2 separate regions of the Homo sapiens genome follow, and region 1 is linked to region 2. A link is a contact called in ENCODE Hi-C or POLR2A ChIA-PET data. All regions are on one chromosome and are shown on one strand. The core of a region is the stretch at or near the end of the contact, and the rest is flanking DNA. Distances in the headings are between cores, read along the strand shown.

What was found. A loop is a pair of places that touch in the nucleus more often than their neighbours do. ChIA-PET counts read pairs that join two places held with the same protein, here RNA polymerase II (POLR2A).
Region 1: a map of endothelial cell of umbilical vein shows a loop between it and region 2 (2.9-fold over the local background). The contact joins two enhancer-like sites. A Hi-C loop is called at or near these places in 1 of 168 maps with a recorded cell type or tissue (endothelial cell of umbilical vein). POLR2A ChIA-PET finds 5 or more read pairs at or near these places in 1 of 52 experiments (OCI-LY7).

The regions. Positions count from the first base shown.
Region 1 is chr5:127,811,223-127,817,104 of GRCh38, forward strand. All of the region lies in intron 5 of CCDC192 (coiled-coil domain containing 192), which reads left to right. Among named protein-coding and RNA genes, the nearest start is that of CCDC192, 110 kb to the left of the region's middle. Within about 2 kb of position 2,754, at least 4 of the 41 ENCODE cell types and tissues checked have a DNase peak (open chromatin) inside an H3K27ac peak, as active enhancers do; they include endothelial cell of umbilical vein, where a contact is called at or near this core.
Region 2 is chr5:128,034,392-128,040,299 of GRCh38, forward strand. All of the region lies in intron 2 of SLC12A2-DT (SLC12A2 divergent transcript), which reads right to left. Among named protein-coding and RNA genes, the nearest start is that of SLC12A2-DT, 46 kb to the right of the region's middle. Within about 2 kb of position 4,405, at least 4 of the 41 ENCODE cell types and tissues checked have a DNase peak (open chromatin) inside an H3K27ac peak, as active enhancers do; they include endothelial cell of umbilical vein, where a contact is called at or near this core.

The DNA of each region.
Region 1 (5,882 bases), core at 1,504-4,003, 220 kb before region 2:
TCAAAGCACCAATCTCCATTCCCTCCCTTGTTGGGGCATTTTCAGGTTGTTTTATTAATGAGACCAGGTTTCCCAACCAAAGGCTTTCCAGATGCTCAAACTCTACCACAAAAGTTAATTTCCTCTCCTTGCATAGGAGTTGGGGGTAGTGTTGGTAATGTAGTAGCAGCAATTCCTCTTTATGAGGAAGTTAATGTTTTAAGGCTGAACTTACTTGAAACTTAAGGGATTTTTTTTAGAGGGTTGTGTACTTAGTAATGCTTAGATAGGAAGGCTTAAACAGAAATGCTTAGACAGAAATATGTGCTTAGATAGTTGAGTCAAAATGTGATATATTTTTATTTATTTTGTTCGCGAATGTGAAGAAATACTAAAATTATTAGGTAAAATAAAATCAAAGCTGTAAGCATTAGTTCTTAGCACTGAAATTGACTTTGCCTACTCTTTCACCTGTTAGATATCTTTTACTCCCCAGTGATAAGTTTATTATCATCAGATTTACCAGGTGGTAACATACATAAGAGGAAATGTGAGTACCTACACCAATAATCATGATACGTGATAGAGTCATTGGCAAGGTCTGAGAAGAAAAGGGAGACTCAATAAATGCCTGTCTCTCCTCTCCCCAGCCTTTCCTCACACTATACACACCCTCCATACACACTGCTCCCTGCCCCAGTAAATTGGATGAGTTGACTAAATATTTAAGAAATTCTTGAGTATAAACTGCATGTATAGAACATTTTCCCCTCTGAACATTCAAGACAGACTGCTTTGGTTTAGAGCCCAGCTCTACCAGTTACTAGCTGAGTGTCTGAGTAGATTGCTTGATCCTGAGGCTTAATTTCCACGACTGCAAAATGGGGATACTAAATGTATCTAGCTCACCGATTTGTCATGAGGGTTAAATGTGTTAATTTTTATAAAATCCTTAGACTGGTACCTACAACACAATCAATTTTATGTAAGTGCTTGCTAAACAATAAAACAAAACAAAAAAATAAAACAACAAAACCAGCATACATTTCCATGTTTTGCTCAGTGGTAAGTTTTAACCACATTCTTTGTGAGAGAATGCTCTGAATGTTCAGCATCGTGATTATCTGTAAAATGGAATAATGGTAGAACCTACCTCAACAGGATTATTGTGAGAATTAAATGGGATGACACTGGTGAAGAGCTGAAAGTGGTCCTGGGATATAGCCAGCCCTCATTAATGTTGATGGTGATTATCAGTGCATCGGTGCTGCTGCTATTGTTGCCTTGTCCTGACCCTCATTTGCTACATATGCTTTGACATTTATCTAAGTGTTTAAAAGCATATATTTTTTGGTACCAAATTCCATTTTATTGATTTTAACTCTTAATTATTTCACTGTCTTCAAAAAAAATACATGTCCCTGTTGAGCCCAAGATATTACTCACTCATTCTTTCTGTGCACGAGGAGAGCATGTAGGAGACTGTTTTGTTTCTGCCAAAGGAGGAATTAGTACGGGGCGTTTCTGCTCACCTTCACTTGAGTAAGAACACAGTGATTGCTTTAGGCAGAGGTCAATGCCATGGGGAATGGAAAACTACTGCCTACGAGTTTTGCAACTGAAAAAGACAATCTTTGATGTTTCAAGGCAATTCTGACCACACTCTTTTTCCTCCACCTTTGCTGCCCTAACCTTTACTTTCTCAGCTTCCTGGAGAATGCCCTCCTACCTGTTTATCTCTAACTCTTGCTTGACCCCATAACCAAATGCCCCAACTGGGAATTTTTATGATGCATATTTCCTGTGCTCAGTGCTAAATCAAATGCAGCTGATTTTACCGTTTCTTTGACATCCATTTTTGGATGCATGTTCCTGGAGACATTTGTGTCCCTTTAGAGTGGGAGCCCGTGCAGGGCGGAGAAGGGCCTGATGGCACACACCTTTCCATGAGGCCCTTTTGACGTTACTGTTCACCTTCCTCATTGCGGGGGCCCAGGATGGGACTTAAACTGTCCCTATTTCATTATGTTGTTCTTTTTCTGCTTTAGCCTTTCCACTCTCAAATTCTCTTGTCAGGAATTCCTCTAGAAGCACCCTCAAGGAAATTGAATGAAAAAACTCAGAATTTTTGAAAATTTAAACAAGTAAATTTTTGTATAGTTTCCTAAAAATCATTGAGGATATCAATACCCTCTTTTGCAAAATAAAAAAGGAAATTGTTTCTAGCTTTAAATTTTATTTAAAATTTAAGTAACTGCTCATCTGCAGTTTTTTATCATTTGTAGTGTTTCAAATATAAATAATTCTATGTTTTGCCCAATCTCTTCCCTTTCTTTTATGTGCCATTTACTGAGGGCTGACATAAATCCCACTGGGAGACTACAGAGAGTAAAAAGCGACCTGGAAGAGTTTGCTTGAGCCTTTATGACTGAAAAGTTTTGTCATAGTCTCAGAATCTGTAACAATACTCAGTGACCATATTTAAAAAAATGATTCAGACAGACTTGTTCAAGCAGATGTGATTTCTGCAAGGATAGCCAGGTCAGAGTCCACAAATGGTTTAAATATGAATCATCTTAAAAAACAAAGAAAAACTAAAATAGTAACTCTACACTTCTTAAACTTTTTCCATTAAAAACTCATGACAATATTGTGTTATAGGAACTAAGAAGGACCTGAGCTTCTCATAGAAAGGATACCAGTAAATCACAAAATCCAAGAAGAGGCAAAGGAATGTAAAACCAAAATAAATAGTTATTAATTATTCATTCTTCAACTATTTTTACTGATCCTCACAAGCCAGTTTCTCATCCTTCAGGCTTAGTGGGTGCAGGGAGCCTTGGTTGTGAATTGCTATTGTCTGTCCTCACAGAAGAACTGGTTTAGAGGAAGGATTAAAAGGAAAAGCAGGAGGAGGTTTGGAGGGTCAAACAGGGAGGCTGCTTCAGGAGTAGGGGAGAATGCAGACGGCAGTAAGGGCAGGAGTGGGAGCAGGAACAATGTGAACAGTGAGACTAGAAGTTCAGTAGAGGGAATAGTCGGAAATCAGAATAGGAGGCGTTATTCTTCTTTGTGGAATTGCTAATAAGAATACAGCTAAATGTTTGCATTAAGCATTAAAAACAAGTTATGTCCAGTTTGAGCCCATGGGCATGTTTCCCCCTCAATGCTCTTTCCCGCATAAAACACACTTCCCCAGAGTGTGGAGCTCAGGAGGTAACCAAAGTAACCAAAGAACTCTGCCATGGTAACCCTTGCAAGGCTGCCATGTTGAGTTAAAGTGATTGTTGTGGATAAAAGCTTCACTGAATGGAAATGGAGGGTTGAGATTTTAGCCTAAACAGTAGCATGTTTAATGCTTATAAATGTGTAGTTTTTAGTTAATTGGAATAGCTAAAAGCTTAGTTGGGAAAAGACTCAGTAACATTTTGGGAGATCTTTCTATGACTTCTCCAAAACTGTGTTGCCCGAGGAATTTACTTTGCCTTTCAGCCCTGGATCTTAGAATAAGAATTTAGACTTTAGAATGACTTTCCAGCAAAGCAATCCCTTGCTGGTTAGTTTCAAGTCTGACATGTTTGGAAATTTGTGCCAATGAAATTCTAGCTGCACAGCTCCCACTGTTCTCCCATTCATGTCCTACGTACCTGTGTTGTCTTAAACATTGTTGAGGGTAAACAGTTGTTTTCAACATCTTCAGTATGGCGAATTTTTAAAAATATTTTTTAATTAGTTTTCTCTGATGGGTTTTTTTTATTTTTATTTTCAAGACAGTATGTGTTGGGAAAATTTCTGGCCTCAAAATATAATTCTTTGCACCTCTCATGAATAAATATTATGACAGAAGGATCTCTCTCTTTCAGCAATGACCATGTGTAGCCTTAAAAATGCTCAGTAGTAAGACTCTAGGCTGGTGTTTCTCTATCTGAAACTGTAGGTTCATGGGCATATTTTCAGATCTGTGTGGTGTATTAATAGACTGTGTGACCTGGGAGCTATTGTACACATCAACTTTAACATATTTTAGAAAGAGTCGATGGATATTTGTGTGCCATTTTCTGTTGACTCCCGCATAGCAGAGCAAACTAAATCTGAGGAAGATGGTGAAACGTCAGAACAGCAAGTAAAATTCTTCCTCTCTCTTGCTGGATTTCATTTAGGAGCAAGTGATCAAAGAGACTGAAAACCTGGAATCTTGAGGCTGGGTCTGTCCATTGGCACATTTGGGGATGATAGGGGGTGGGGAAAATCAGGTTTTACATGATTTCTATAAATTCACAGAGTTCCTGCATGGAATCTACCTTCAGCTTCACAGAAACAATCTTCTCTAAGCCTTCCAGATTGCCCACAGGAGTCTAAGGAGTTTCTTTAAAGAGAGATGTATGGGCTGGCTATGGCGGCTCACACCTGTAATCCCAGCACTTTGGGAGGCTGAGACGGGTGGGTCACGAGGTCAGGAGATCAAAACCATCCTGGCTAACAAGTGAAATCCCGTCTCTACTAAAAATACAAAAAAATTAGCCAGGCATGGTGGCGGGCACCTGTAGTCCCAGCTCCTCAGGAGGCTGAGGCAGGAGAATGGCATGAACCTGGGAGGCGGAGCTTGCAGTGAGAGTAGGTTGCACCATTGCACTCCAGCCTGGGCAACAGAGCGAGACTCTGTCTGAAAAAAAAAATAAAAATAAAAGAGAGAGATGTACAAGAAAGAGAATTTGTCAAAATCCATGACTGATTATATTTGGGATCAGGTGTTATTAAATATACAGTATGTATATAAAAAGTACAAAAATCACATATTTTGTCTCTAAAAGGTTTCATCCATCATTGGTTAGATAAAGCTATTAGACAATGTACTTTAAAGAAGTTGAGATACATTAATATGTGTTAGAGAAAAGTAATGAGGAGGGGAGGGGCTTATGATGGACTTGGCAAAGAAATCATGATTTGGAGTTAGTGTTCTGGAGAGAGTGACTTAGAAATCAACATACTGTTGTGTGGATAAATATTTTATAATTAGCATTAAACATTACAAAGGGTTCAAATTGCATCAGTAAAGCTTTTTAGAGGGAATTTGCTCATTGAACCATGAAAAGGGGGGATTTTCTGCAAAGGAGGCAGACAGAGATTTGCTAGGACCCTAAAGCTAATAAGCAAATTTGGGATAAGCTTGTACTTAGTTTAGCTTTAGTGGGGCTTCTAAGGTAGAGTCCTGTGATATCAGTCATGTTCTTGTTTTACAGAAATACCAGTTTAAGCAGAATAGGTATTAAGTGAAGGCCATGGCTAACTCTCACTCTCCAGGAGAGCCAGAGAACCAGATTTGGAAATGGAAGCTGAAACAATGGTCAAATCACACCACAGAACTTCCCCAGGTAGCTTCCCACTGCTGTATAGTTCTAGCTGGTACCTCTGGCTCTGTGCACTGGAAGCCTCCACTAGAACTTTTGCTTCTAAACAGGGTGTTTCTGCTGTGAACAGAGGGCACATAGCAGCTATTCTTATCTGAATTCTGGCATAAATGTTTCAAGCCTTGCACTGAGGATGCGAGGGAGGCTTCTGCTTTGAGAAAGTGAGGTCTCAAGGTGGGGAAATAACCAAGCTTAGGAAAAGTGTTCAAAGATGGTTGGCAGGCAAAAAGAATGCTATAGTTCCATCACACCCAGTAAGTTTGTGGGTCTCAGATAAAAGAAAATCAAGGCAAGTTCAACTGTAGGCTGGAAAAATATTAGAGTTCTTAATGATTGACTTATTCCATGCTATTTGTTTCTTTAAACCTTGTCCTTCAATATATCTGGATTTAAATTTGTCAAACAAAGGTGATAATGTGATATTATTAGTTATTCATATTGTTAACATTTTTCTTATGAATCATAATTGATTGGATGCTGTGATAGTCTTTCTTT
Region 2 (5,908 bases), core at 3,155-5,654:
TAAATGCCCATCAATGACAGACTGGATAAAGAAAATGTGGTATATATACACCATGGAATGCTATGCAGCCATAAAAAAGAACAAGATCATGTCTTTTGTGGGATCATGGATAGAGCTGGAGGCTATCATCCTTAGCAAACTAATGCAGGAAAAGAAAACCAAATACCACATGTTCTCACGTATAAGTGGGATAGAAATGATAAGAACTTATGAACACAATGTAGGAAACAACAGACACTGGGGTCTACTTGAGGAGGTAAGGTGGGAGGAGAGAGAGGAGCAGAAAATATAACTATTGGGTACTGAGCTTAATACCTGGGTGATGAAATAATATGTATAACAAACCCCCGTGACACGTGTTTACCTATGTAACAAACCTTTACATGTACTCCCAAACCTAAAAGTTAAAAAGAAAATAAAGTTCCCAAAACTTTATTTCTCTCTAGCTTCTTCTCCAAGAGCAAGTGATTAAATCATGACAATGTTTCTAACTATGAATGTCACACATAAAATATGATACCAATTGAAAGTATATAGCTTGCAAGTACATCTGGGAATTGTAGAAACACAGACAGCTCATCAGTGTTAATTCAGGCATGGTTTTGAACAATGTTCTGTCTACATATTGGGTTTTCTGATTACCTAACTTTCCTTTCTTGTCTACATTTCTCAACAGAGATTTTTAGTTTATCTTAGAGTATTCATCATGGCTCAACTTATAATTTCAAGCGAAGCATGATTCAGAATGCCCTCGATTTTTAGCCCTTCACAGCCTTTGGTTATCTCAAAGTTACCTGTTCTGATGTCCACATCAGTATGCTAAAGTTAGGAGACTATGATACTATATTCCAAAGATTTTCCTCAGAAAAATGAAGACAGCTGTTGGCTAATCAGTCTGAAGTGCTTGTCTTTTGCTTATAAATCAGGTGCTCCTTAAGTTATAGTTCTTTCTTTCCTTATCTGTATTCATTCAGCAGCTGATGAAACTGTGCTATTATCTTCCAAATAATCTGGCATTTTCTCTGCAGAATTGTAAAATCAATATAAATCAGCTGAGAATTAAGGAAAGCGGTAATAAAAATCCTGAGGCAAAGTTAAAAAATTTTAAGTTTTCTGATGCATGATTCTGATTTAGATTAGTTTTCAGGTAACTGTTTGAGGGTCAAGAAAGAATACATAAACTGATGATGATCTGGGTAAAATCTGTGAAAAATAGAAACTTGGTGTTGATATAAAAAGATGTTAACTGTATTTATTATACAACATAAACATCAACATGTATCCGATAATGGAAGAATGCTCTGTAGCTAAAGCCAATGAAGAGAGAAATTTGGTAGATGATAGATAGACAGATTGCACTGATTCTACGAGCCCCCAGGATTTTGTATTCCCTTGAGATGTCTCAGTGCCTGGTCAGCAGCTGGTGGAGAAAGGTCAGAGTGAGCTGCACCATAAATCAATGGTACAGAGAGGCAGGATAAGTGGCTGGGCAGAGGCGGGGGAGAGAGGGACTTAATAGGAATAAAAAGAGGAATAGGTTTTGAGATGGCCAGTTAATGGTTACTGAACCGGAAAAATAGCACTGCAGGTTGCAGAAATGGCTAATGTCAAAACTTTGCATTATAATGAGATCTAGCTCAACCGTAGAAGGTTTTTACTTCTACAGTTTCTAATAATCTGAATAAAGTTTCTTAAAATGCCACATTTATTCTCCAAAAGTTTAAGCATTGGTAAATTCAGAGGGCATACTATTAGGGTTTGTAAAACAAACAAAGAAAACCCACAAAAATATTATTTTAGTAATAAATTTGCAGACTTGTTCATTATTTAACTTATGCCATGTATAACTCTGAGTTGTAACTTCTGGCTCTATATCTGAATTCTCATCAAGTATAAAATAATCATACTGAATCCAAAAACTCATTTCAGAGAGGTGTATGGTTACAATTTTTTTTAACATCAATAAAGATCCTCTTCAAATTCCCACTAAAATTAAACCATAAGTGCTACCATTTCTAGGGTTTATAGTTTTTAAAGCAAAAAACAAACAAACAAAAAAGAAGGGATATTTACCTGAGTATACCAAATAAACAAATATTTTTAAACATTTGTTTAAATTGTTAACTTTGGCATATTGTAATTTAGAGGAAAATATCCCGAAATCTTTTAGCCTAACTCTCCTCATAGTACAGATAAGACAGCCATGCACATTGCAACCCTGGGTGCCCAAAGTCACACTACAAATTAAGGTCACAGGCAGAAAATTGAATATACGTCTCCTACTTCCTGGTCCATCTTCCTTTCTTCACCAGAAAAAAATAATTTTAAAAATGTATAAAGACTATCATGGTAAGATATTAGAAGAATGCTTCAGCAATGATGTTATGTTTTATCCAAGTCAATGTTCAGTATGAGTAGAATATAATCAAAATTAGAGAGAAGATAGAAGAGTCAGGAAACGTGCTGGTTTGGTTATCATATCTTCATAGTGTGTGTTCGTAAAACTTAGGAAAAAACCCTGGGATTCAGCTGCCCAGATATATTTAAAGAAATATGATTGTTCTACAAGATTTCTTTCAAGTAATAATAGAAAAAAATAGCATCAGTTTTGCTATTGTTGTAGGAGTAGTAGAATTAACAGAAATTCATCAATTGCCTCATTTTTTTTTCTAGTGAAAGGAGATGGCCAGCATTCAAGAATTTGCAGAGGCTACTACAAGGAAGTGCAGATTCTTCTCACAGTTGTTTCTTTTCTCACGTCCAGGAGAATTCAGCATTGCTTAAGCATATTTGCCCCAGGGTCTAGATGACAACTGATTGGAGTGATGTTTGCCCTATGCTTTTCAGACTTGATTAAAATGACTAGTGGAATGAATGTGTGCTGTGGTTGACAGCCTTCTAAATTTGATAAAGAAAACTATAATTATATCCAATCTTACCTGATGTTTTAAACAAAATATTTACAGTGTGCAATGAAGATATCTTTGTCCTTTATATGACCTGTAAGATGGCTTAGAAATTATAGCTTAACTGGATGCGTTGATATGATTAAATATATACTTAGTTGACTACCTAAGAATTGCACAACAAAAATGAAAATGTAAGCCTGTGTTTTTTTTTTGATCTTCCCTAAGAATCACTTATGTCTGAATGTGAATACAATTTTTAAAGTAATGCTCGTTAGAAACATAAAAATAAGAAAAGATACTGTATTTTATTTTCACAGAAAAGTGCTTCTATAATTTTAAATAAATGCAATATGTAGGGGACTCATCCAACTCTGTATCAGAAAGGAGACTGAAGAAACTGGAATACAAAATGCATCTGTTTATCCTGTTTTCAAATATAGTCAAAATTGAGGTCTTTTATGTAGATTTTAATCATTTTTAGTATTTTAAATTCTTCCTTAAATTTATCTTTATAGCCCAAATCTCTCTTGCCATGATTTGGATCCAATTCCCATTTTTCACCTTTAACAGAGGCAAATCAGTGGGTAGTGTCTAAAATACGTGATAACCTTCAATTGAAAAGTAACCATCAGTTTACAAATATTTTGTATTTTTAAGGATGGATCTGCTTCTATTAAAATTAAGAATGCAGGTGAAGGCTCAGGACTGTCACTCTGTTTACAGACTGAGGTATGGTTAGCTCTCTCTCATGCTTCTTTATAGTACCCAATGATAATCACTAATTACTAATAATAACTACTTTATTATCATTTCCCACTATTCCTTTATTGAATGAAATGCAGATGGGTGGTGAGGTGTGGAGGTAATTAACACTCTCACATGAAAGTCCAAAGGTAGTCAAACATGACTGCCACTTAAATCCCATTGTCCAGAAGGGAATTACTTGGCCATACCCAGCTGCAAAGAAGGCTAAGAAACATAGCTTTGATATGGGGCAGCCATGTACCCAGATGGACACCGGGACTTTGTTAATACAGACTAAGCGGAAAATGGATTTGGGGGAGCTACTAGCAGTTTCCATTACACTCCACTCCACACATTTTAACATTGTATTAATAGTCAAATCCATTGTGCCTGGGTTAATCTCATATGGACCTTCATTGTTTTCAAACTTCTGAATTATATTTCATGCAGAGAAAAAAGAAATTGGTGTCAAGGACAATACAGAAGAAAAAAATTCTAAGCATCAAGTTACCAAGAATTTATAATTAGACATGCTCATAGTATATTTTAGAAGTGAAGAAAAGTATGACAAATTGAACTATAGGAAAATCTCTTAATTTAACTAAGAGCTTGGCTCTGATCCTTTTGTCAGTGACTTGTGCAGGATCTCAAAATCATATTAAGTGTGGCATTAAAGAGATAGGGCTCAGTCACAAACTTAGCTTTGTTTAGGAATTCTAAACATGGCCAGACCACTTCAAAGTGCTTCACAAAAGATGTACAATTACTTAAAAAACTAATGCAATCTGTGGTCCCAAGATAAGGATTGAAAGCAGAAGGAAACAAGTGAGTCATTACAACTATTGGCTTCTATTTTTGATGAGATAAAGGAATTGCCTGCTTGAGTTCTAGCTGCTTCCTATGTGAATATGCACAAAGAATGTAGGTGTGGTAAATAAAACAGAAGAAGCTATTTTAATACATTTTCATAATATTTTGCATGTAGTTTTAGACTGGGTTCATTTGATAAAATCTGACCTTCAAAATAATTACATAGTAAATTTTTAAAATTTTAAACAGACAGTTCTTATTTTTGCTAAAATAAGTTCTTGATTTGGTGGCCGCCAAACTCCTATTTGCATTCTATGTCATATGACTTAAATTATCTATAATTAATCTTTCAATATTTAAATATTTTCTTTTTCTTTTTGGCTAGGACTATTGATCATATAATAATTAACACTTCCAGGCTTTGGGGCTTTGTATAGCAGTTAGGGAAAAAATATATATAAAGATGAATCTTTTTTCTTCCTTCAAAATTTTGTGCCTTTCTGATTTACTGTAGCCTGGAGCAGAAGGTCACTGTCTGATCCTCAAACTTCTGATTGTTCACATCTTCATTTTGCTGCTACTGATAGACTCGCCTTCCTGGTCTCCGTACATTTTGACTTAACTCTTTGTGTCTTTTGTGAGCATACACACATAAACCTGGAGGAATGTTTTAAAAAGATGACTAATAGCTGGGCGCGGTGGCTCATGCCTGTAATCCCAGCACTTTGGGAGGCTGAGATGGGTGGATCACAAGGTCAGGAGATCAAGACCATCCTGGCTAACACAGCGAAACCCCATCTCTACTAAAAATACAAAAAATTAACTGGGCGTGGTGGCGGGCACCTGTAGTCCCAGCTACTTGGGAGGCTGAGGCAGGAGGATGGCGTGAACCCGGGAGGCGGAGCTTGCAGTGAGCCGAGATCACACCACTGCACTCCAGCCTGGGCGACAGAGTGAGACTCTGTCCCCACCACCCAAAAAAATAAAAAAATAAAAAAAGAAGACTAATAGTCAGAATGGTAAACACATATCTGGGATTTCCAATAAGGATATCCTGTGACAAATTTAATTTAAGTTCAAACTAGGAATCTCTACCAGCACCTAGCAAATACATTGGACAATGAGGGTTAATAGACAGGAATGACAAGTGCTATACTGCTGAATTTTATGCTCAGTGTTCACCACTTTTTCTTTAATGGTAATAACAATATCAATAGCTAACATTTTTTGAGCATTTACTAATGTATGGACACTGTTACACATATCTTATCCATTTGCTAATTAAATCCTCTTAACAATCTACAAGGCAGGAATCATTTTCTTCCCAATTTTACTAATAAGGTAGCTGCATCACAAAGAGCTCAAGAATTTGCCCAACATCACATAATCAGGATGTAGCAGATGGGAAATACCAACATAGGCAGTCTCATACTAGAACCCAGGCT